Linked DNA regions of Homo sapiens: regions 2 and 3 are each linked to region 1. Evidence: chromatin loops called from intact Hi-C (ENCODE). Cell type or tissue: PC-9. All regions are shown on one strand.

The links. Hi-C counts contacts between places; a loop is a spot of excess contacts. Peaks named below come from ENCODE experiments on the same cell type or tissue, not always from the same donor. Only the 100,000 strongest peaks of a DNase experiment are listed, where the experiment ranks them.
Region 2: it touches region 1 in a loop (23-fold over the local background); 12 of 110 quality-filtered maps call a loop at or near these places.
Region 3: a loop joins it to region 1, with 3 times the contacts of the local background. A loop is called at or near these places in 26 of 110 quality-filtered maps.

Annotation. Positions count from the first base shown.
Region 1 is chr19:41,703,499-41,711,498 of GRCh38, forward strand. It overlaps CEACAM5 (CEA cell adhesion molecule 5), which reads left to right and starts at 5,128. Exons shown (of 10, transcript NM_004363.6): 1 at 5,128-5,297; 2 at 6,182-6,541. The coding sequence starts at 5,234. RefSeq lists silencers at 3,249-3,368, 3,389-3,438, 3,469-3,518. In PC-9, CTCF peaks have their summits at 3,428 and 3,639; a DNase peak (open chromatin) is centred at 3,503; H3K4me3 peaks cover 915 bases.
Region 2 is chr19:41,782,623-41,790,622 of GRCh38, forward strand. No RefSeq gene overlaps it. Among named protein-coding and RNA genes, the nearest start is that of CEACAM3, 10 kb to the right of the region's middle. In PC-9, CTCF peaks have their summits at 3,163 (motif pointing left) and 3,376; DNase peaks (open chromatin) are centred at 1,209 and 3,149; H3K27ac peaks cover 2,988 bases.
Region 3 is chr19:41,638,829-41,646,828 of GRCh38, forward strand. LOC105372405 (a long non-coding RNA gene) reads right to left here. Exons shown (of 3, transcript XR_935972.1): 3 at 2,493-3,030. It also overlaps the pseudogene DNAJC19P3. Among named protein-coding and RNA genes, the nearest start is that of CEACAM4, 16 kb to the left of the region's middle. In PC-9, CTCF peaks have their summits at 3,243 (motif pointing right), 3,449 and 7,912 (motif pointing left); a DNase peak (open chromatin) is centred at 3,253; H3K27me3 peaks cover 2,081 bases.

The DNA of each region.
Region 1 (8,000 bases):
ATGACAGGAGTGCCCTTCAGTCAATATGCTGCCTGTAATTTTTGTTCCCTGGCAGAATGTATTGTCTTTTCTCCCTTTAAATCTTAAATGCAAAACTAAAGGCAGCTCCTGGGCCCCCTCCCCAAAGTCAGCTGCCTGCAACCAGCCCCACGAAGAGCAGAGGCCTGAGCTTCCCTGGTCAAAATAGGGGGCTAGGGAGCTTAACCTTGCTCGATAAAGCTGTGTTCCTAGAATGTCGCTCCTGTTCCCAGGGGCACCAGCCTGGAGGGTGGTGAGCCTCACTGGTGGCCTGATGCTTACCTTGTGCCCTCACACCAGTGGTCACTGGAACCTTGAACACTTGGCTGTCGCCCGGATCTGCAGATGTCAAGAACTTCTGGAAGTCAAATTACTGCCCACTTCTCCAGGGCAGATACCTGTGAACATCCAAAACCATGCCACAGAACCCTGCCTGGGGTCTACAACACATATGGACTGTGAGCACCAAGTCCAGCCCTGAATCTGTGACCACCTGCCAAGATGCCCCTAACTGGGATCCACCAATCACTGCACATGGCAGGCAGCGAGGCTTGGAGGTGCTTCGCCACAAGGCAGCCCCAATTTGCTGGGAGTTTCTTGGCACCTGGTAGTGGTGAGGAGCCTTGGGACCCTCAGGATTACTCCCCTTAAGCATAGTGGGGACCCTTCTGCATCCCCAGCAGGTGCCCCGCTCTTCAGAGCCTCTCTCTCTGAGGTTTACCCAGACCCCTGCACCAATGAGACCATGCTGAAGCCTCAGAGAGAGAGATGGAGCTTTGACCAGGAGCCGCTCTTCCTTGAGGGCCAGGGCAGGGAAAGCAGGAGGCAGCACCAGGAGTGGGAACACCAGTGTCTAAGCCCCTGATGAGAACAGGGTGGTCTCTCCCATATGCCCATACCAGGCCTGTGAACAGAATCCTCCTTCTGCAGTGACAATGTCTGAGAGGACGACATGTTTCCCAGCCTAACGTGCAGCCATGCCCATCTACCCACTGCCTACTGCAGGACAGCACCAACCCAGGAGCTGGGAAGCTGGGAGAAGACATGGAATACCCATGGCTTCTCACCTTCCTCCAGTCCAGTGGGCACCATTTATGCCTAGGACACCCACCTGCCGGCCCCAGGCTCTTAAGAGTTAGGTCACCTAGGTGCCTCTGGGAGGCCGAGGCAGGAGAATTGCTTGAACCCGGGAGGCAGAGGTTGCAGTGAGCCGAGATCACACCACTGCACTCCAGCCTGGGTGACAGAATGAGACTCTGTCTCAAAAAAAAAGAGAAAGATAGCATCAGTGGCTACCAAGGGCTAGGGGCAGGGGAAGGTGGAGAGTTAATGATTAATAGTATGAAGTTTCTATGTGAGATGATGAAAATGTTCTGGAAAAAAAAATATAGTGGTGAGGATGTAGAATATTGTGAATATAATTAACGGCATTTAATTGTACACTTAACATGATTAATGTGGCATATTTTATCTTATGTATTTGACTACATCCAAGAAACACTGGGAGAGGGAAAGCCCACCATGTAAAATACACCCACCCTAATCAGATAGTCCTCATTGTACCCAGGTACAGGCCCCTCATGACCTGCACAGGAATAACTAAGGATTTAAGGACATGAGGCTTCCCAGCCAACTGCAGGTGCACAACATAAATGTATCTGCAAACAGACTGAGAGTAAAGCTGGGGGCACAAACCTCAGCACTGCCAGGACACACACCCTTCTCGTGGATTCTGACTTTATCTGACCCGGCCCACTGTCCAGATCTTGTTGTGGGATTGGGACAAGGGAGGTCATAAAGCCTGTCCCCAGGGCACTCTGTGTGAGCACACGAGACCTCCCCACCCCCCCACCGTTAGGTCTCCACACATAGATCTGACCATTAGGCATTGTGAGGAGGACTCTAGCGCGGGCTCAGGGATCACACCAGAGAATCAGGTACAGAGAGGAAGACGGGGCTCGAGGAGCTGATGGATGACACAGAGCAGGGTTCCTGCAGTCCACAGGTCCAGCTCACCCTGGTGTAGGTGCCCCATCCCCCTGATCCAGGCATCCCTGACACAGCTCCCTCCCGGAGCCTCCTCCCAGGTGACACATCAGGGTCCCTCACTCAAGCTGTCCAGAGAGGGCAGCACCTTGGACAGCGCCCACCCCACTTCACTCTTCCTCCCTCACAGGGCTCAGGGCTCAGGGCTCAAGTCTCAGAACAAATGGCAGAGGCCAGTGAGCCCAGAGATGGTGACAGGGCAATGATCCAGGGGCAGCTGCCTGAAACGGGAGCAGGTGAAGCCACAGATGGGAGAAGATGGTTCAGGAAGAAAAATCCAGGAATGGGCAGGAGAGGAGAGGAGGACACAGGCTCTGTGGGGCTGCAGCCCAGGATGGGACTAAGTGTGAAGACATCTCAGCAGGTGAGGCCAGGTCCCATGAACAGAGAAGCAGCTCCCACCTCCCCTGATGCACGGACACACAGAGTGTGTGGTGCTGTGCCCCCAGAGTCGGGCTCTCCTGTTCTGGTCCCCAGGGAGTGAGAAGTGAGGTTGACTTGTCCCTGCTCCTCTCTGCTACCCCAACATTCACCTTCTCCTCATGCCCCTCTCTCTCAAATATGATTTGGATCTATGTCCCCGCCCAAATCTCATGTCAAATTGTAAACCCCAATGTTGGAGGTGGGGCCTTGTGAGAAGTGATTGGATAATGCGGGTGGATTTTCTGCTTTGATGCTGTTTCTGTGATAGAGATCTCACATGATCTGGTTGTTTAAAAGTGTGTAGCACCTCTCCCCTCTCTCTCTCTCTCTCTTACTCATGCTCTGCCATGTAAGACGTTCCTGTTTCCCCTTCACCGTCCAGAATGATTGTAAGTTTTCTGAGGCCTCCCCAGGAGCAGAAGCCACTATGCTTCCTGTACAACTGCAGAATGATGAGCGAATTAAACCTCTTTTCTTTATAAATTACCCAGTCTCAGGTATTTCTTTATAGCAATGCGAGGACAGACTAATACAATCTTCTACTCCCAGATCCCCGCACACGCTTAGCCCCAGACATCACTGCCCCTGGGAGCATGCACAGCGCAGCCTCCTGCCGACAAAAGCAAAGTCACAAAAGGTGACAAAAATCTGCATTTGGGGACATCTGATTGTGAAAGAGGGAGGACAGTACACTTGTAGCCACAGAGACTGGGGCTCACCGAGCTGAAACCTGGTAGCACTTTGGCATAACATGTGCATGACCCGTGTTCAATGTCTAGAGATCAGTGTTGAGTAAAACAGCCTGGTCTGGGGCCGCTGCTGTCCCCACTTCCCTCCTGTCCACCAGAGGGCGGCAGAGTTCCTCCCACCCTGGAGCCTCCCCAGGGGCTGCTGACCTCCCTCAGCCGGGCCCACAGCCCAGCAGGGTCCACCCTCACCCGGGTCACCTCGGCCCACGTCCTCCTCGCCCTCCGAGCTCCTCACACGGACTCTGTCAGCTCCTCCCTGCAGCCTATCGGCCGCCCACCTGAGGCTTGTCGGCCGCCCACTTGAGGCCTGTCGGCTGCCCTCTGCAGGCAGCTCCTGTCCCCTACACCCCCTCCTTCCCCGGGCTCAGCTGAAAGGGCGTCTCCCAGGGCAGCTCCCTGTGATCTCCAGGACAGCTCAGTCTCTCACAGGCTCCGACGCCCCCTATGCTGTCACCTCACAGCCCTGTCATTACCATTAACTCCTCAGTCCCATGAAGTTCACTGAGCGCCTGTCTCCCGGTTACAGGAAAACTCTGTGACAGGGACCACGTCTGTCCTGCTCTCTGTGGAATCCCAGGGCCCAGCCCAGTGCCTGACACGGAACAGATGCTCCATAAATACTGGTTAAATGTGTGGGAGATCTCTAAAAAGAAGCATATCACCTCCGTGTGGCCCCCAGCAGTCAGAGTCTGTTCCATGTGGACACAGGGGCACTGGCACCAGCATGGGAGGAGGCCAGCAAGTGCCCGCGGCTGCCCCAGGAATGAGGCCTCAACCCCCAGAGCTTCAGAAGGGAGGACAGAGGCCTGCAGGGAATAGATCCTCCGGCCTGACCCTGCAGCCTAATCCAGAGTTCAGGGTCAGCTCACACCACGTCGACCCTGGTCAGCATCCCTAGGGCAGTTCCAGACAAGGCCGGAGGTCTCCTCTTGCCCTCCAGGGGGTGACATTGCACACAGACATCACTCAGGAAACGGATTCCCCTGGACAGGAACCTGGCTTTGCTAAGGAAGTGGAGGTGGAGCCTGGTTTCCATCCCTTGCTCCAACAGACCCTTCTGATCTCTCCCACATACCTGCTCTGTTCCTTTCTGGGTCCTATGAGGACCCTGTTCTGCCAGGGGTCCCTGTGCAACTCCAGACTCCCTCCTGGTACCACCATGGGGAAGGTGGGGTGATCACAGGACAGTCAGCCTCGCAGAGGACAGAGACCACCCAGGACTGTCAGGGAGAACATGGACAGGCCCTGAGCCGCAGCTCAGCCAACAGACACGGAGAGGGAGGGTCCCCCTGGAGCCTTCCCCAAGGACAGCAGAGCCCAGAGTCACCCACCTCCCTCCACCACAGTCCTCTCTTTCCAGGACACACAAGACACCTCCCCCTCCACATGCAGGATCTGGGGACTCCTGAGACCTCTGGGCCTGGGTCTCCATCCCTGGGTCAGTGGCGGGGTTGGTGGTACTGGAGACAGAGGGCTGGTCCCTCCCCAGCCACCACCCAGTGAGCCTTTTTCTAGCCCCCAGAGCCACCTCTGTCACCTTCCTGTTGGGCATCATCCCACCTTCCCAGAGCCCTGGAGAGCATGGGGAGACCCGGGACCCTGCTGGGTTTCTCTGTCACAAAGGAAAATAATCCCCCTGGTGTGACAGACCCAAGGACAGAACACAGCAGAGGTCAGCACTGGGGAAGACAGGTTGTCCTCCCAGGGGATGGGGGTCCATCCACCTTGCCGAAAAGATTTGTCTGAGGAACTGAAAATAGAAGGGAAAAAAGAGGAGGGACAAAAGAGGCAGAAATGAGAGGGGAGGGGACAGAGGACACCTGAATAAAGACCACACCCATGACCCACGTGATGCTGAGAAGTACTCCTGCCCTAGGAAGAGACTCAGGGCAGAGGGAGGAAGGACAGCAGACCAGACAGTCACAGCAGCCTTGACAAAACGTTCCTGGAACTCAAGCTCTTCTCCACAGAGGAGGACAGAGCAGACAGCAGAGACCATGGAGTCTCCCTCGGCCCCTCCCCACAGATGGTGCATCCCCTGGCAGAGGCTCCTGCTCACAGGTGAAGGGAGGACAACCTGGGAGAGGGTGGGAGGAGGGAGCTGGGGTCTCCTGGGTAGGACAGGGCTGTGAGACGGACAGAGGGCTCCTGTTGGAGCCTGAATAGGGAAGAGGACATCAGAGAGGGACAGGAGTCACACCAGAAAAATCAAATTGAACTGGAATTGGAAAGGGGCAGGAAAACCTCAAGAGTTCTATTTTCCTAGTTAATTGTCACTGGCCACTACGTTTTTAAAAATCATAATAACTGCATCAGATGACACTTTAAATAAAAACATAACCAGGGCATGAAACACTGTCCTCATCCGCCTACCGCGGACATTGGAAAATAAGCCCCAGGCTGTGGAGGGCCCTGGGAACCCTCATGAACTCATCCACAGGAATCTGCAGCCTGTCCCAGGCACTGGGGTGCAACCAAGATCACACAAATCCCTGCCCTCATGAAGCTCATGCTCTCATGGGGAGGAAGACAGACATACAAAGAGATCTAGAATGTGAGGTCAGGTGTTGACAAGAGCCCTGGAGGGAATAGAGCAGGGAAAGGTCAGAAAAGGAAGACCCAGGGTCTCTAGAGGAGGTGTCAGGGAAGGGATCTCCCAAGAATGCCCTGATGTGAGCAGGACCTGAAGGCAATGGGGAGGGAGCCGTGAAGACCCCTGGAAAAGCAGATTCCACACAGGGAAATGCCAAGGTCAGAGGTGCTAAGGAAATAGGAGACACACTGCTGACCTTGACCTAGTAGGACACACACACACACACACACACACACACACTCACTCACTCCAGGGCTGGGGGATGAAGAGACCTGCTCAGGACCCAGGACCCCATTTTTCCACCCTAATGCATAGGTCCCAATATTGACCGATGCTCTCTGCTCTCTCCTAGCCTCACTTCTAACCTTCTGGAACCCGCCCACCACTGCCAAGCTCACTATTGAATCCACGCCGTTCAATGTCGCAGAGGGGAAGGAGGTGCTTCTACTTGTCCACAATCTGCCCCAGCATCTTTTTGGCTACAGCTGGTACAAAGGTGAAAGAGTGGATGGCAACCGTCAAATTATAGGATATGTAATAGGAACTCAACAAGCTACCCCAGGGCCCGCATACAGTGGTCGAGAGATAATATACCCCAATGCATCCCTGCTGATCCAGAACATCATCCAGAATGACACAGGATTCTACACCCTACACGTCATAAAGTCAGATCTTGTGAATGAAGAAGCAACTGGCCAGTTCCGGGTATACCGTGAGTGATTCCCCCATGACCTCTGGGTGTTGGGGGTCAGTTCTACTTCCCACACACAGGATTATCAGGCCTGGGCTGTGCCTGTGGCCCCCTCTGCATTACGCACCATGTTAGGGTTTGGGCATTTAGTGCAGGATACACACAGAAGAGACAAACTTCAACAGATCAGAATTCCTTTCCGGCATCCAGACCCTGCAGACACTCACTGCAGAGGAAGGACAGTCTGATGTGGGGGACTTAGCAGGGGGAGGTCAGTCTCAGCCAAGCACCCCGTGCCCTCCCCGTAAACCTGACCCTGAGAAAGACCCTGGAGAACTGCATCAGAGCCTGGCCTGAGGGACCCCTGGGATATTCACAGAGAAGCTCAGCCCCAGGGCTCCTGGTTCCAGGTGACTCAGGGGAGCCTGTGCCAGGGCTGTGTTGTGGCCTCCTGGGCAAGGCTAACTGGAAGCAAGGACTTAGCAGCTGTCCAAGGGCTGTGGCTCCTGGAGCTGGATTCTGGATGCAGAATCGGACTTTCTGGCCACACTTGTTCCCTGTCCCCAGAGTCTCATTTGGACAAGGACAGAGCCTTGTCCTTTACTTGAGACTCAATGTGGGGAGGATAGATAGACAAGGTTATTAGGGTGTCAGTCCATTGCCCTGGGGACATAGGTGACTCCATGGGAAGCTCAGTGTCCCCAGGAAGAGGAACAGAGGAGAGAAGATGCTCCCGGCAGCTCCTTGTCCACCAGGGATCAGGCCCAGGGCCTTCTCTCTTGGAGGCAAATAAACATAAATGATGTTCATTTGAGCAGCTCCTCTGTGCAGAGCTGAGATCAAGTAATTGTAAATATTTTGAGGTTAATTCACAAACAACCTCACAGCCAAATAGCACTTATCCTACTTATTGAAAGGAAATTGAGGCACAGGGAGACAGTCACTAACAAGGGTCACACAGGCCATAGGTGTCAGATTGAAGTCACATGAGGTCTGTCTGTAGCCACAGCCCCCTCCTCTCCTCAACTGGGGGTGGGTGGGGCTGTTTGTTGTTAGGCATCTGCATCTGAGACCAGTCATGGGCTTGCGTTCTTTTGTCTTGGGCATCCACAGCTCAGAAGCGGAGATTCTGGTCTGGAGAGTGATAAGTAAATGGAGAAATAATCAGTTTTACTCTAGAACTAGATCACCTCAACAGTCAGGGTCAGTGCCGGGATTGTCCAGGCCTCTCCCTGAGATCCACAGCCCCCTCACATGACCTCAAATCCTGTGTTTCCCGATGTGTCAGTGTCACTCCCACGGAAGGATAAAGGAAAGGACTTCGCTTTCTCTCCCCACTCACACCCTGTGCCAACAGAGGCCCAAAGTGAGACACACGCTTGCTCAGTAGCTCTCTCATGAAGGGGGGAATGAGTGAAGGAATGATCCATAACCTCTATAGAGACTGGATCCTGGATGCAGAATCCTGGGAGGTTCTGAC
Region 2 (8,000 bases), 79 kb after region 1:
TGCTACCCAATAAAAAGAGAAGGCAGGACCAGGTGCGGTGGCTCATGCCTGTAATCCCAGCACTTTGGGAGGTCAAGGCAGGCAAATAACTTGAGCTCAGACGTTCAAGACCAGCCTGGGCAACATGGTGAAACCCCATCTTTACCCAAAAAAAAAAAAAAATTGGCCAAGCATGGTAGTACATGGCTGTAGTCCCAGTTACTTACTTGGGAGGTTGGGGTGGGAGGATCACTCAAACCCAGGAGGTTGAGGCTGCAGTGAGCCAAGACTGCACCACTGTGCTCCAGCCTGGGTGACAGAGAAAGACCCTGTCTCAAAAAAAAAAAAAAGAAAAAAGAGAGAGAGACGCAGGACACCAAGTAAAGTGTCCAGCCCTTCTGGACTATTTTCTCTCCAGATCTCAGAGAAACCTGTATTGTAGTGAAAGCACACACCATATAATTTTTTTTTTTTTTTAAGACGGAGTCTCGCCGTGTCGCCCAGGCTGGAGTGCAGTGGTGCGATCTTGGCTCACTGCAAGCTCTGCCTACCGGGTTCACACCATTCTCCTGCCTCAGCCTCCTGAGTAGCTGGGACTACAGGCTCCCACCACCACGCCTGGCCAATTTTTTGTATTTTTAGTAGAGACGGGGTTTCACCGTGTTAGCCAGGGTGGTCTCGATCTCCCGACCTCGTGATCCGCGTGCCTCGGCCTCCCTAAGTGCTGGGATTACAGGCGTGAGCCATGGCGCCTGGCCCACACCATATAATTTTACTATCACAAGCCTGACGTGAGCTCCTGATTGCCACTGACGGGAAGGGAATTATGAATTATGTCATGGAAATATATGACCACATATGCCAAGATGCACACTTCCGGGTATAACTGAATGAAAAATTCACAAAATCCACATCAGAGATACATGACCTCCCCTAAACAACCCTGTTCTCCCCACTTGGTCTTTTGTCCTTAATTTCTTTTGAAGTAAGAGAATAAAGACTGTTATAAATTTCACAAAATAGGAAAGTGTACACATCTCCTGTCACCCGGCTGTTTAAGCAAGAGGACACTGTGCTCAACTTCGTTAGAGTTATTATCTTGAGGTTTTTATAAAGAGATATCATCAGTCCCCTCCTTAGAGGGGCCATCTGATAACATGCAAAAAAATGCCACTGTAACCAAAACCCAGAGGCAGGAAGGACCCTGAGAAGAGCAATCCCTAAGGTATTCACATGCCTGCCATGGTCTGGTGCTGCTGGTACAGGAGGAACTGCTGCTGGCAATAGCTCGAAAAAAAGAGAAGGCAGGGTCAAGTGCAGTGGCTCACGCCTATAATCCCAGCACTTTGGGAGGCTGAGGCCGGCAGAACATCTGAGGTCAGGAGTTCAAGACCAGCCTGGTCAACATGGTGAAACCCCATCTCTACTAAAAATACAAAAATTAGCCAGGCGTGTTGGCAGGTGCCTGTAATCCCAGCTACTTGGGAGGCTGAGGCAGGAGAATCACTTGAACCTGGGAGGCGGAGTTTGCAGTGAGCCAAGATCATGCCACTGCATTCCAGCCTGGGCAATAGAGTGAGATCCTGTCTCAAAAAAAAAAAAAAAAAAAAGATAGAAGGCAGCTCCAACACTCAGGGAGTAGTAAGAAAAGAACTCACTCAACCTTCAATTCTCAATTCTCACACAGCCAACACCCTTCCAGCCTCTCTATGGGGGTCTCACTGGGAGGGCTGGCACATAATTAAATGCCAATACATGGATGAAATAAGTTACAGAAGGGTGGCATCAACTGGGTCAAAAACGGTTGAACATTTCACAAAACAGGAAGGATTTGGGTTAGACCCTGAAAGACTCAGGCTTAGGAAAGCAGACACAAAGAGAAACAGAAGCCAAGGGAACCTAAGTAAAGCATCCAGCCCTCCTGGCCAATTTCCTCCTCAGACCTCAGAGGGACCTTTATTGTAGTGAAAACACATGCCATATAATTTTACTATCCTAAGCCTGAGATGAGCTCCTAATTGCCACTGATGGGAAGGAAATTATGAATCATGTGATAGAAATACACAACGCACGCAAAGATGCACACTTTGCACCACTCTGGATGCACAAAGACACACACAGGCCCCACCGGAGATGCTAGTTTTGAAGAAGGTCCCAGGAGTAAGAGTGGGTTTGCAGATGTTATTTTATTTACTCTTCTCACACACGATATGGGGATATTTCACAAGGAGGATACTGATCCTCAGAAAGGGGAAGTAACTTGCCAAGGTTGTTGGTGGATGTGGGATTAGAACCTCAGTGAGTCTAACACCGGAACCCATGCCACCACCACTACCACCGAGAGACCTGAACAGGGTATGTGTAGGGAACAGGAAGGAGCAGGGAGAGCTGAAGCAGAAAGAAACCATTTTAAAACAGGGAAGTTAGGTAAGCTTGCTAAACAGGGATAATATGTTGCAGGGAAATGAACACTAGACAGACGTTCAAATTTGATCTGATTACAGAAAAGCCACTGAAGGTTTTGAGAGGGCAGAACCAGCCAAAGTGAAACCTTGAGCCAAGACCAAAGAAGGTGGTGAAAAGGGGAGTCTGGATTCCTAAGCTAGAGAGAAGCCGCCAACAACAGTGACAGGACTACGTGATGCATGGAGCAAGAACTAGTCGGAGAGGCTAAAGCTGTGGGTTTAAATACAAAAAGTCATGCAGTAAGGGCATGGCAGGGTGAAGCAAGTTATATTCTTTCTCTGCAGTTCAGTCTCTCTTCATCTATAATCAGGTGCAATGAGAATTAATGTCTAAATGACCCTCAACCCTTGCTACTCAAAGTGTGGCCCACCAACCAAAAGCAACGACATGTCCAAAAGCTCCTTAGAAATGCAGAATCTCAGACCCCATCAGAAGGATCAGAATCTGTATTTAAACAAGATCTTTGGGGGATCTGTGAGCACATTAAAGATTGTGAAGCAGTTTTCTGAAGTGTCTTCCAGTTCTAAAATGCAATGATTTCACAGTCATCTGAACTCCGTCACCTTACAGGAGAAAGAAGGAAAATAACATTTACCTTCGTCTCATTTGTGACCTTTTCTTAAAACAGCGTCTTAGACTCGCCCACATCCAGGTAGAGGATTTAGAAAACACCCGAAAGGCAGTGCTGCCACCTTGTGACCATCATCAGTAAATGCACTTAACTCTTAGCGGTCTCGCCAGTCGTGGAGGGGATGGGGCTGGAGCGGGCAGGGTGTAGGAAGTGAAGTCCAAGTCACAGATGAGGTAAGAGAACCATAACCGCCCACAAAGACTGGAAGTAACTGTCAGAGAGAGCTCAGCCTGCATCACAGAGCAACGACCCATTGCAAAAAACAGTTTTTATAACAATATGTGATCAGTGAGAAACAGTTCCAAGCCAAGTTCTGCCCTTGTAACCTTAAAAATCATTGTAATGGGTATTTCCTTTCTTTTCTTTTCTTTTTTTTTTTTTTTTCTGGAGACGGAGTCTCGTTCTGTCGCCCAGGCTGGAGTGCGGTGGCGCGATCTTGGCGCGATCTCCACTCACTGCAACTTCCGCCTCCTGGGTTTAAGCGATTCTCCTGCCTCAGCCACCCAAGTAGCTTGGATTACAGGCGCATTCCACCATGCACGGCTAATTTTTGTAATTTTAGTAGAGACAGGGTTTCACCATGTTGGCCAGGCTGGTCTTGAACTCCTGACCTCAAGTGATCCGCCGGCCTCAGCCTTCCAAAATGCTGGGATTACAGGCGTGAGCCACCGCGCCAGGCCACTGTAATGGGTATTTTCAACATCAGCCTCAGCCTGAATTCCGCCAGTAAACTGGTAATTCCCCAAGGAAACTTACTTTACTGTGACAGTTCTTTCACATCCTGAGCCAAAATGTGTGTGATTCGCACTCACCAATCCTTGTCCTGTGTCCTCCATAGGCTGAAATAAGTCTAATACTTCTTTGTACAACCCACCTTCAAATATTGGGTAAAATAAAAAAAAAAACATGTGCCACCCATCCCAAATTCCCTTGGTGGTTTCCCACGTTGGGTCACGTGAAGTCCCACACCTTCCGGTCCCTTTCCCACGGACGAGTGAAGTGCAGCAACCATAGCAGATGCTCCAAATCCTAGGGGTGTTCCCCAGAGCAGCAGAGCCACAGGACCCCCGTCACCGTCCTGGCACCTCACCCCTATGTAGAAGCTGAACCCCGTATCAGCTGATCTGGGGACGCTGACTTTTCCTGCTTCTGCTGCTGCTCAGTCATCCTACACCTGTGCAGGTGTCTACTTTTTATTCAGTTTTATTTTGTAAGAAATATTTGTCGGAGCCTGCTGTGTACTGTCACTGGAGAGACAAAGGTGAATCACACCCGGTCCCTGCCTCACAGAGCTCCAGGTTATGGAAGGAACCCACTCAAAGCCAGACCATTACCATTCAGTGAGAAACACCGTGACAGACATCAGCACAGGTTTCTTTGACCCATCTCACCAATGCCTTGTGAAAAATCTCCCACTCTTGGTTTTCTCACCAGGTTCCACGCATACATGGGATCATTTCTGAGCTGAGATTTCGTCATTTCAAGCTCAAAGTGAAAAAGAGAATGCAAATGTCCCCGATGGTCCTTTGTGTGGTCACAGCTGAACCCGACATGTCCTCCTGGCTAATCCAGGGTGCTCAGGGCTCCCATTTCACTCTGAGCGTCCTCTCTCCTATCGGAGCTCACATGTCTGCACCTGCAGCAGCCAGGTGGCTGCACACTAACAGAAAATCCACAAAGTCAGGAAACTTGATTTATTCCCGTAACTTTGAGGCTAGTGACTTTGTGACATTGAACTAATCTTATAACTTCCCTGCACTTTAATTTCCATGTCTGTAAAGTGGGGCAGGTGGATTCGGTCACCCTAGGTGCCACTGTATAGTGAGAACTTCTCAGAGACAGCAGCACACCTGATCTCAGCATCCACCATCTAGCGAATACCAGGCACACACTAGGGGCTCAAAGTCTCACTGAATGTATGTGTGAATAAATGACTATATGAGAGCCATGTGGATCATGGACAAAGTCAACAAATATTTTTGAACGTCTACCAAATACACTGTAGAATAGGGAAATAAGTAACCCAGGCAGGGTGGTGTTTTCTCCTAACTTCCCCTGACCTCCTTCCTGGGGGAGGGAGGGCCTCTGTGCATCAGACAGACTCTTGACACAGATAATGTTCTCGAGATGCATTGTAAGAAGTTATCATGTTAACAAGAGGAAAGTCCATTTGTCTTGGGGGTGTTTTAATCAATGGACCTGAGGGACCTGAAGACCCCCCGATGAGACACAGGATGCGACACCCACCCCAAGTGCATGGAGGGGAAACCAGATGGAGTGAACTGACAGGTAGCGGGACCTGGGAGAACAGAGGGATAAAGAGACTGAGGCACCTGGAGGAAGGTCTGAGGAGGAGCTCCCGGCCCCTGCGGTGGCCTCGGTGTGGACTGATGCAGAACTCAGCAGCATAAGTAAGTAAAGTGGCCGCACCAGGCTCTATGCATACATGGGACCATTTTTCAGTAAGATTTTCTTTCTGCTAATGGGCTTCACTTTTGCCCACTTTCTAACACATCAGGACAAGTTAATAGGTTACAAACCATCATTCCATTCAGCAGTCATTTATAGAATACTCCCAAAGTGCCAGGCCCTGTGTGAGTTCAGGCAATACAAAAATGAACATAAAAGCTCCTGTCCTCTAAGATCCCCATCCAATGAGCTCCAGGGAGCACCTCTCCTACAACACGCCCCTGCTCTGCACGGCCCTCCTCTCTGCCCTCCACCAACCCAAATCCTCCTCCACCTCCAGCTCAAGTTCCACCCAACCAAGTCCCTCTCAGTCCCCCTCCACTCCTGCCACTTTGAGAGATGACTGCACTCATATCTCTAGGTTTTATGAAGTGGATGTCATCTCCCTGGTTAGACTTGAGCTTCCTGAAGGCAGAGACCATTTTTAGAATTTTCCAGAAAAAAAGCCACATCAGTAATTTGCATCAGAACAAGCTTAGACTCTGCTCAAGCCTTCAACTTAGACAGAGACTCCACTGCCTAGCACAGTCCCTGGTCCCTGCAGTGCTTTATAAACCCTGCAGTAGCAAAGTCCACAATCAACTCGTGTGTCAGTCAACAGGCTGGGATAAGTTGAAAATGCAGACAGAGAAGAACAGTCAAACAAAAATCAAAGGGCTTTGACTCATGCCTTGCCTCTTCCCTTTTCTCAGGGAAACAAAGTCACACCCCCTGCTCTCACTCCTGCCTGGAGGCTTCCAGGGAGGGCTCCCTTGTTGGCCTTCCCTTCAGCCCCCATGAATATCACCCAGCATTCAAGCCCAGCCTCTCCTCTCCCTTTGAGCACATTGCCTAAAGTCTCAAATAAATGTCAAGTTTAGTGAGTGCTGATATTCTATGCCCCTAATGTTTACTTCAAGTATTATTACCTTTCTTCTTTTGCCCGGGGCCATTTCCAAACAAGGGCTGGAGCCAGGCGCCCCAGCAGCTGGGCAAACACACTTCAGGGCTCCTTCCCTCCTGTGGCTCCTGTTTCTCAAACCCTCTGGGACCTGCAGCTCTGGGGGGTCTCTTCCCCCAACCCAGTTCCCTCCCCTTTAGACCAGAACAACTAAGCCAGACAATGGAAAGGAATTGCGAACAGAGCCGGAACAAGGCAACTTTCCAGGCAACAACGCTACTATTGCCAATATTTTGCCAAGGATGGGAGCAGGAGCACAGAGGGGAAGCAGACCTTTTCAACATCTCTTCTACCAATACATAGCATCCACTTTCCTGCCAAATACTCAGCTAGAAAGGGTCATTGAAAGGTATAAGGTGGGACTGGGCGCAGTGGCTCATGCCTGTACCCAGCACTTTGGGAGGCCGAGGTGGGCGGATCACGAGGTCAGGAGTTCAAGAGCAGCCTGGCCAATGTGGTGAAACTCCGTGTCTACTAAAAATACAAAAATTAGCCAGGTGTGGGGGCGTGTGCCTGTAATCTCAGCTACTCGGGAGGCTGAGGCAGGAGAATTGCTTGAACCCAGGAGGCGGAGGTTGCAGTGAGCTGAGATGGCACCATGGCACTCCAGCTTAGGCAACAGAGCAAGACTCTGTCTTGAAAAAAAAAAGAGAAAGAAAGAAAGAGAGAGAGAGAAAGAAAGAAGGAAGGAAGGAAGAAAGGAAGGAAGGAAGGAAGGAAGGAAGGAAAAGAAAAAGAAAGAAAGAAGAAAGAAAGAAAGAAAGAAAGAAAGAAAGAAAAGAAAGAAAGAAAGAAAGAAAGAAAGAAAGAAAGAAAGAAAGAAAGAAAGAAAGAAAGGTATAAGTCTAATCCGTTACCTAACAGCAAGACAGCATCAGTTCACTGCTTTTGCCCTCACATGAAAACAGTGTTGTGGGACTAAAGCACAGACTGGCAGGTCATGTACACTGGCCTCAGCCATCCCCAGAGATCAGGAGCCTCCGACTGGGAACCTTCCATACAATCTCCAAGCGACGTACAGCTGCACCAACAGTCACAATTAAAGTTCTAATCTCAGCCAGGTGTGGTGGTTCACGCCTGTAATCCCAGCACTTTGGGAGGCTGAGGTGGGCAGATTATGAGGTCAGGAGTTCGACACCAGCCTGACCAAAGTGGTGAAATCCCATCTCTACTAAAAATACAAACATTAGCCGGGCGTGGTGGCGTGCACCTGTAATCCCAGCTACTCAGGAGGCTGAGGCAGGAGAATCACTTGAACCCAGGAGGCGGAGGTTGCAGTGAGCCGAGATCACGCCACTGCGCTCCAGCCTGGGTGACAGAGTGAGTCTCCATCTCAAAAAAATAAAATAAAATAAAAATAGATAAATAAATTCTAATCTCTTCCCTCCTTCTGTTGCTGCCACTAACGCTGATGTCCATGGTCTCTAGCAGCCTGAATCCAGGTAAATAAGACTGTCTGTGAAGGGAAAACTGGGGGGAGAAAATGTGGCAAAACAGGCCACACGTGCATCAAAA
Region 3 (8,000 bases), 65 kb before region 1:
GCTTGCCAAACATAACAGCTTGCAAATCCTGCAGCAGCAGTCGGTACAGCTGCTACCACTGCACAGGCCATGGCTCCAGCCTGGCTCCCCTGCTTCCACCAGGAGGGTGGATCATCCCAGCCCAGAGGCCGCACCCACTACCTACTTGGCTTTACCAGAGAGCAATGCAGCAGCGACCACAGTAGTCACAAATTGCCCAAGCACCTTTTTCCTTTTTAAAGTGGTGGTGATGATGCATTTACTTTATTGAGCTGTTGTGAATAGTCAATGAAATCAGGTGACTTGCATTGAGTCCATAAATACTAAACACTGTGGACTGACGTTGTCATTGTTGGCTTAAGGTCCCATTCAACACCAGATACCACTGTTTGTCTCAGTTGCACCATCTCCACAGTGGTGGCAACATCGTTTCCCTCAGAGGATGGACCATAATTGTGTTTGAGGGTGAGAACATGTTATCAGAGGGAAGGAAAACTCCTGGTCTGTGGAAGGGCCACAGTGTCCCTCTAAGCCAAGTCACAACATTGTTTGAGAAAGTACCAACCAAATTTCCGCTGTGTTCACTGAGCCTGAGTCTGAGACATTCACCTGTTTCTCCCATTACAGGCTGTGGACCCCAAGCCTCCCATGACAGGAGCAGTCCCTCTCCACCTATTTTTGGTCAGGGCTGTGCCCTTCCGGGTTTGCCTGGGGCAGGAAGTCACAGCCAGCCTGGGTATCCAAGGGCAGGGGTCTGTGTTCTTGGACCCAAGGGGAAGTGAATGGTTTGAGCTCTGGCTATGTGGATTTGAGCTGGCAGCCTGAGCCCCAGAAGAAGAGAAGATACACGGGACATTCAGGCTAACTGGGTCGCTGCAGTCGGCATTCACTGGGTTCTGGGTTCCACTCTCATAGAGTCCTGTGTCACTACCTGTGACACTGAGTAAAGTGAAGGTCCTGTTGCCCTTGGACATCTTCAGCCTGGGACTGGCCAGGAAGCTCTGACCCCTTACTCACCACAGGTATGTTGTGTCCTGAGTCTCAGGTTCACAGTTTAACCTACAGAGTCTTTGTCCTCCACGGGGGTCCTGTTGCCTTGATGGAGGGCTTTGTAAGCTCTACTGTGCAGATAACAGAGAGAAGACTGCCCTATGGGGCACCCTGATTACTCCATAGTGAACATGGAACGCATATAGCATGCACGTTTTCTTATCAAACTTGTGTAAGTCAAACCTTCATGAATATTAATAGCTCCTCCTAAACCCTATTGAATGTCTACTTGGCCAACCTGTTCAGCGTCAAACCCTGTTCCACCCTCCCTCCTTCAAGTGCCTGCTATTGGTCTCTGCAGGAAGCTGCACTTGCTAGCCTGAGGAATGGCCAGCAGGCAGGCTGTAATATTTTATAAAAAATAAAGGCACCAGGTGCAATAGTTCAGGCATGTAATGCCAGTCCTTTGGGAGGCCATAGAGGGAGGATTGCTAGAGGATAGGAGTTGGAGACCACCCTGGGCAACATAGCAAGACCCCATCTCTAAAACAATTTTTTAAAAAATTAGCAGAGCATGGTAGCAAGTGTCTGTAGTCTCAGCTATGATGGAGGCTGGTGTCCTCTCCCTTATTCCCACTTCAGCAGAAACCCTCGATCCCTCTCAGAGCCCTGCCCTCCCCAGGAGACCACTGCCAGTCTCTATTCTCCCTCCTCCCACCCACTCCCAGAGAATCTTCCCCTCACCTATTACCAAGAGCCCCTGCCAGGGAATGAATCCTCTGCGGGGAGGGGCTGAGGGGGTCCCAGGGTCTCTGCTGCCTGCTCTGTCCTCCACTGTGGAGAAGAGCTTGGGCTCCAGAAATGCTCCCAAGCATGGCTGCTCTGACTGTCAGCTGTGCTGTTTGTGCTGAAACTCCTCCCAGGGCACTTCCCAGGTGGGCCTGAGGTGTGGTCTCAGCCCAGGATGCTTCTCTGTCCCCTCCCTTCTCACACTTGCCTCCTTTTTCTTTGCCTTTTCCTTCACTTCTGTCTACATTTTGGCTCCCCCAGAACATGCTTTGAGAAGCAACTCTTATTTGGACCGCTGTACCATAACAGGATGAGCTGCGTTCCTCTGCGCTGACCTCTGCTGTGTCCTGGGTGTGGATCTCTTATGCACCACGCAGAGAGTCCCTAGGGTCCCCCAACCCAGCTTTTTCCTCTATGACACAGAAACCCCTCTGTGCATTCAGAGTCTTCCTAGTGTTCTCTAATGGCTGGGAAAGTTGGATTTACTCCCAACAAGGAGGTCACAGAGATGTCCAGGGAGAGGGTTCCTAGAAATGCACACATGGGGCTAAAACCCATGTCTAAGATTCTTAGTTTTCCTTTATGCAGCACTATGAGACTTTAATTTTATAGACATAACTGAAGATGAAGCTGCCTGGTGCTATAGTATTATGTCTCCCAAGCCTCAGATATTTATAGACCATCTCTATAATGTTTTCTACAGTTTGTACCATCTTTATTATTATTGACTTCATACATTTTTTCTAAATAAATTTACTTTACAAAACACCCTTGTCCCAGCAGCGTGCAATGGCTTACATTGTAATCCCAGGTACTTGAGAGGCTAAGATGGGGGGATCACTTGAAGCCAGGAGTTTGAAACAAAACATCCCCGTCCTTTGCAATATTGTCCATGAAATTAAAGGTTTTGTGAATTTGCTTAAAATTGTTTCTAACATGCATTAAAATAAACATATAACTATTAAAGTTTCTTAAAAGCTTATTTATGTTCCACCTAAAGTCAGTTTTGGGAAACACTGATACAGTGGAATAACCATGGACTTTTTATATCCAGAGAGACCTGGGACTCACTACTGGTTCTGTCACTTAACTGTGTCATCTTGCACGAGTCACTTGGCTTCTTTGATCCTCGATTCCATAATTTTTAAAATGATGATGATAAAATCCACTTTGCAAGCTGTTAGGAATAAGATTTGCTTCAGTCAGGAGGTGGAGGTTGCAGTGAGCTATGATTGCACCACTGCACTCCAGCTTGGATGACGGAGCAAGACTCTGTCAATGAAAAAGAAAAGAAAGAGAGAGAGAAAAGAAAGAGTTACTTCCACTTGTTAGGACTTGTGGTGCGTCTGCCATTGTTTTCATTTCCCAGTTCCACTACCTATGTGCTCTGTGATTTTGATCAAGTTGCCTAACTTTTCCTCATTTACCTAATTTGTAAAATGTGGGGTTTACCAGTACACTAGTGTGAGTGTTATTTCCCAGCTCTGACCACTAGAGGGCGTAGGAGCATCGGCACCCACTGGCAATGGATGTGTCGGTGCCCATGGTTTACCAACATCATTCTCCCATGAAAGGAACCAGGGCTCCCTGGAGAAATAGCTGATCCAGGGCTGGGGCAGGAAAGCACAAGAGAAGCCCGGAGCTTTTTGTGAGGCCAGAAAGTAAGGAACCACTCGAAAAATTATGGGAATGTTTCAAAAGATTACAGGGAGCTTAGAATTACCAATTTTGGGACAACATGAGCAACATAATAATGATAGCAATGGATTCCAACCCATAAATATCCATGAGTCCATGCTGATATAAATAATTGAACAAAGAAATAAATAAGGAAGAAGAAATAGCTCTTTCTTATAGCAGAATTCCAATTAATAAATGTAGAAGGAATTATGGAAATAAAAAATCACTATTTGGCTAACACCACAGTAATAATTGTTTATAGGCCAGAATCAAGAACCATCCACAGATTCTAAAAATTAATGGGTAAAGGTAAGATGATGCTGTAACTATTGAGTATGAAGGAGGGGTCAGGGGAAGTAAGGTGAGAAGAAACAGGCTACTGGTTTGTTCCCAAAGTATCTGTCCACAAGATACTTATTAATTACAATGAGATGAATAGTAACTTTATAGTAGAGAAACCTGGCAAACACCACCTGAACCAAGCGCTTAAAGTGAACCTCATCGGTAATGAGAGATATGGACATCCTGGGGCTCCAGGTGGGATGTCCTGAGAAAGACACATCACTTCTGTGCTAATCTTACCCAAAATGCATAACCTAAAACATCCCAAGGAAACAGGAGACAAACCCAAATTGAGAGGCATTCTACAAAACAACTGACCAGACCTCCTCAAAAGTGTCAAGGTCCTGAGAGAGGGAAAGAGTGGGAAACTCCCCCAGGTTGGAGGAGGCCTAGGAGATGTGACAGTGTTATTCAGTGTCAGATCTTGGATTGGATTTGGGAGCAGAAAAAGGACATGAGTGGGATGATTAGCAAAATTTGAATATTTGTAGATCCCCTTGGTTAATGTTATTGCACCAATGCTAGTTCCCTGATATGAACAATTATATTAGTTATAGAAGATGTTATTTGAAAAAAAAAGCTGGATAAAGGATAAACTGGAACCCTATTTTTAAAGATTTTTGAATGTTTAAAAATAAACATGATAAATGAGGCCGGGTGTGGTGGCTCACGCCTGTAATCCCAGCACTTTGGGAGGCCGAGGTGGGCGGATCACGAGTTCAGGAGATCGAGACCATCCTGGCTAACACGGTGAAACCCCATCTCTACTAAATATACAAAAAGTTAGCCGGGCGTGGTGGCGGGCGCCTGTAGTCCCAGCTACTCGGGAGGCTGAGGCAGGAGAATGACGTGAACCCGGGAGGCAGAGCTTGCAGTGAGCCGAGATCACGCCACTGCACTCCAGCCTGGGCGACAGAGCAGGACTCCATCTCAAAATAATTAATTAATTAATTAATTAATTTAATTAGATTAAATAAATAAACGTGATAAATGAAAAGTCAAAATTTTAAAAATGCTTTAGATTTCTGTGAGGCCAAAATGAGTGTATAGTGCTTAGAACAATGCTTGTGACATAGGAGTTCTTAACATGTCAGCTATTATTATAAGTACTTTTATAATTAATAAGTAATGTTATAAGGAAAGAGTAATCTGTTATTATAAGTAATTTATTTCCTAATGTCCTCATATATTCTCATATTTTTTTCCTCTCTGCTGTTAAATCCATATAGAGCATGTACTTGGTTATTTTAAGATATAAGATTAGAGGAGGTCGCGGCGCCGGAGGCCCCAGAAGGGTCGAAGGCGCCGCGGGCTGGGGTCGGTGGCTTAGGGAGCCCGTCTGGCCATGGTGGCCGCGGCTGGTGGTTGGCGCGGCTGCGCTGCGGCCCGGGGCAGTGCGGAGCCAGGACAGTCGCGGCGCTGACGCCCGCGGGCCCCAGCTGCAGATATGAAGCGGAGCCGCTGCCGCGACCGACCGCAGCCGCTGCCGCGACCGACCGCAGCCGCCGCCGCGACCGACCGCAGCCGCCGCCGCCCGACCGCCGGGAGGATGGAGTTCAGCGGGCAGCGGAGCTGTCTCAGTCTTTGCCGCCGCGCCGGCGAGCGCCGCCCGGGAGGCAGCGGCTGGAGGAGCGGACGGGCCCCGCGGGGCCCGAGGGCAAGGAGCAGCCGCCTGCCTTGGCCTCCCAAAGTGCCGAGATTGCAGCCTCTGCCCGGCTGCCACCCCGTCTGGGAAGTGAGGAGTGTCTCTGCCTGGCTGCCCATCGTCTGGGATGTGAGGAGCCCCTCTGCCTGGCTGCCCAGTCTGGAAAGTGAGGAGCGTCTCCGCCCGGCCGCCATCCCATCTAGGAAGTGAGGAGCGCCTCTTCCCAGCCGCCATCACATCTAGGAAGTGAGGAGCGTCTCTGCCCGGCCGCCCATCATCTGAGATGTGGGGAGCGCCTCTGCCCCGCCGCCCCATCTGGGATGTGAGGAGCGCCTCTGCCCGGCCGAGACCCCGTCTGGGAGGTGAGGAGCGTCTCTGCCTGGCCGCCCCGTCTGAGAAGTGAGGAGACCCTCTGCCTGGCAACCACCCCGTCTGAGAAGTGAGGAGCCCCTCCGCCCGGCAGCTGCCCCGTCTGAGAAGTGAGGAGCCTCTCCGCCCAGCAGCCACCCCATCTGGGAGGGAGGTGGGGGGGGGCCCCCCCCACCCGGCCAGCCGCCCCGTCCGGTAGGGAGGTAGGGGGGTCAGCCCCCCGCCTGGCCAGCCGCCCCGTCCGGGAGGGAGGTGGGGGGGTCAGCCCTCCGCCCGGCCAGCCGCCCCGTCTGGGAGGTGAGGGGCGCCTCTGCCCAGCCGCCCCTACTGGGAAGTGAGGAGCCCCTCTGCCCGGCCAGCCGCCCCGTCCGGGAGGGAGGATGAGGGGGGGGTCAGCCCCCCCGCCCAGCCAGCCGCCCTGTCCGGGAGGTGAGGGGCGCCTCTGCCCGGCCGCCCCTACTGGGAAGTGAGGAGCCCCTCTGCCCGGCCAGCCGCCCCGTCCGGGAGGGAGGTGGGGGGGTCGGCCCCCCGCCCAGCCAGCCGCCCCGTCCGGGAGGGAGGTGGGGGGGTCGGCCCCCCGCCCGGCCAGCCGCCCCGTCCGGGAGGGAGGTGGGGGGGTCGGCCCCCCGCCCGGCCAGCCGCCCCGTCCGGGAGGTGAGGGGCGCCTCTGCCCGGCCGCCCCTACTGGGAAGTGAGGAGCCCCTCTGCCCGGCCACCACCCCGTCTGGGAGGTGTGCCCAACAGCTCATTGAGAACGGGCCAGGATGACAATGGCGGCTTTGTGGAATAGAAAGGCGGGAAAGGTGGGGAAAAGATTGAGAAATCGGATGGTTGCCGTGTCTGTGTAGAAAGAAGTAGACATGGGAGACTTTTCATTTTGTTCTGCACTAAGAAAAATTCCTCTGCCTTGGGATCCTGTTGATCTGTGACCTTACCCCCAACCCTGTGCTCTCTGAAACATGTGCTGTGTCCACTCAGGGTTAAATGGATTAAGGGCGGTGCAAGATGTGCTTTGTTAAACAGATGCTTGAAGGCAGCATGCTCGTTAAGAGTCATCACCAATCCCTAATCTCAAGTAATCAGGGACACAAACACTGCGGAAGGCCGCAGGGTCCTCTGCCTAGGAAAACCAGAGACCTTTGTTCACTTGTTTATCTGCTGACCTTCCCTCCACTATTGTCCCATGACCCTGCCAAATCCCCCTCTGTGAGAAACACCCAAGAATTATCAATAAAAAAATAAATTAAAAAAAAAAAAAAAAAAAAAAAAGAATGGACTTTCCCAGGCCAGCTGTGGTGGCTCACGACTGTAATCCCAGCACTGTGGCAGGCCAAGGCGGGCAGATCACCTGAGATCAGGAGTTCAAGACCAGCCTGACCAACACGGAGAAACCCCGTCTCTACTAAAAATAAAAAACATTAGCTGGGCGTGGTGGTGCATGCCTGTAATCCCAGCTACTTGGGAGGCTGAGGCAGGAGAATTGCTTGAACCCAGGAGGCAGAGGTTGTTGTGAGCTGAGATTGCACCATTGCACTCCAGCCTGGGCAACAAGAGGGAAACTCCATCAAAAAAAAAAAAAAAAAAAAGGACTTTCTCAAAGAAAATGTATTTAAATGTCTGCACCAATAATTCCAGCATGTGTATGAATAAATATGATATGTCCTTTAAAAAAAAAAAAAAAAAAGATATAAGATTAGGTCTGACGTGGTGGCTCACACCTGTAATCCCAGTGCTTTGGGAGGCCAAGGCAGGCGGATCACTTGAGGTCAGGTGTTGGAGACCAGCCTGGCCAACATGGTGAAACCTCGCCTCTACTAAAAATACAAAAATTAGCGGGTGTGGTAGGCGCGTACCTGTAATCCCAGCTACTTGGGAGGCTGAGGAGGGAGAATCGCTTGAACATGGGAGACTGAGGTTGCAGTGAACAGAGATGGCACCTCTGCACTCCAGCCTGGACAACAGAGCAAGGCTCCGTTTCAAAAAAAAAAGACATAAAATAAGATTAGATTTTATTTTGAGAATTATTTTAGGGATAGAGGAGCTATTATTTCCTTTAGCCACTAACAGTAGCTGAAATTCAGGCCGGATTGCAAAACTTTGCTTGGCTGAGAAACAAAGCTTGAGCCAGGCTGCCACCCACCCCACGCGGTTTGTGATGGCGCCCCCTGGCGGCGCAGCGAGCTTTCCGGTTCCTCAACCTCGTGCT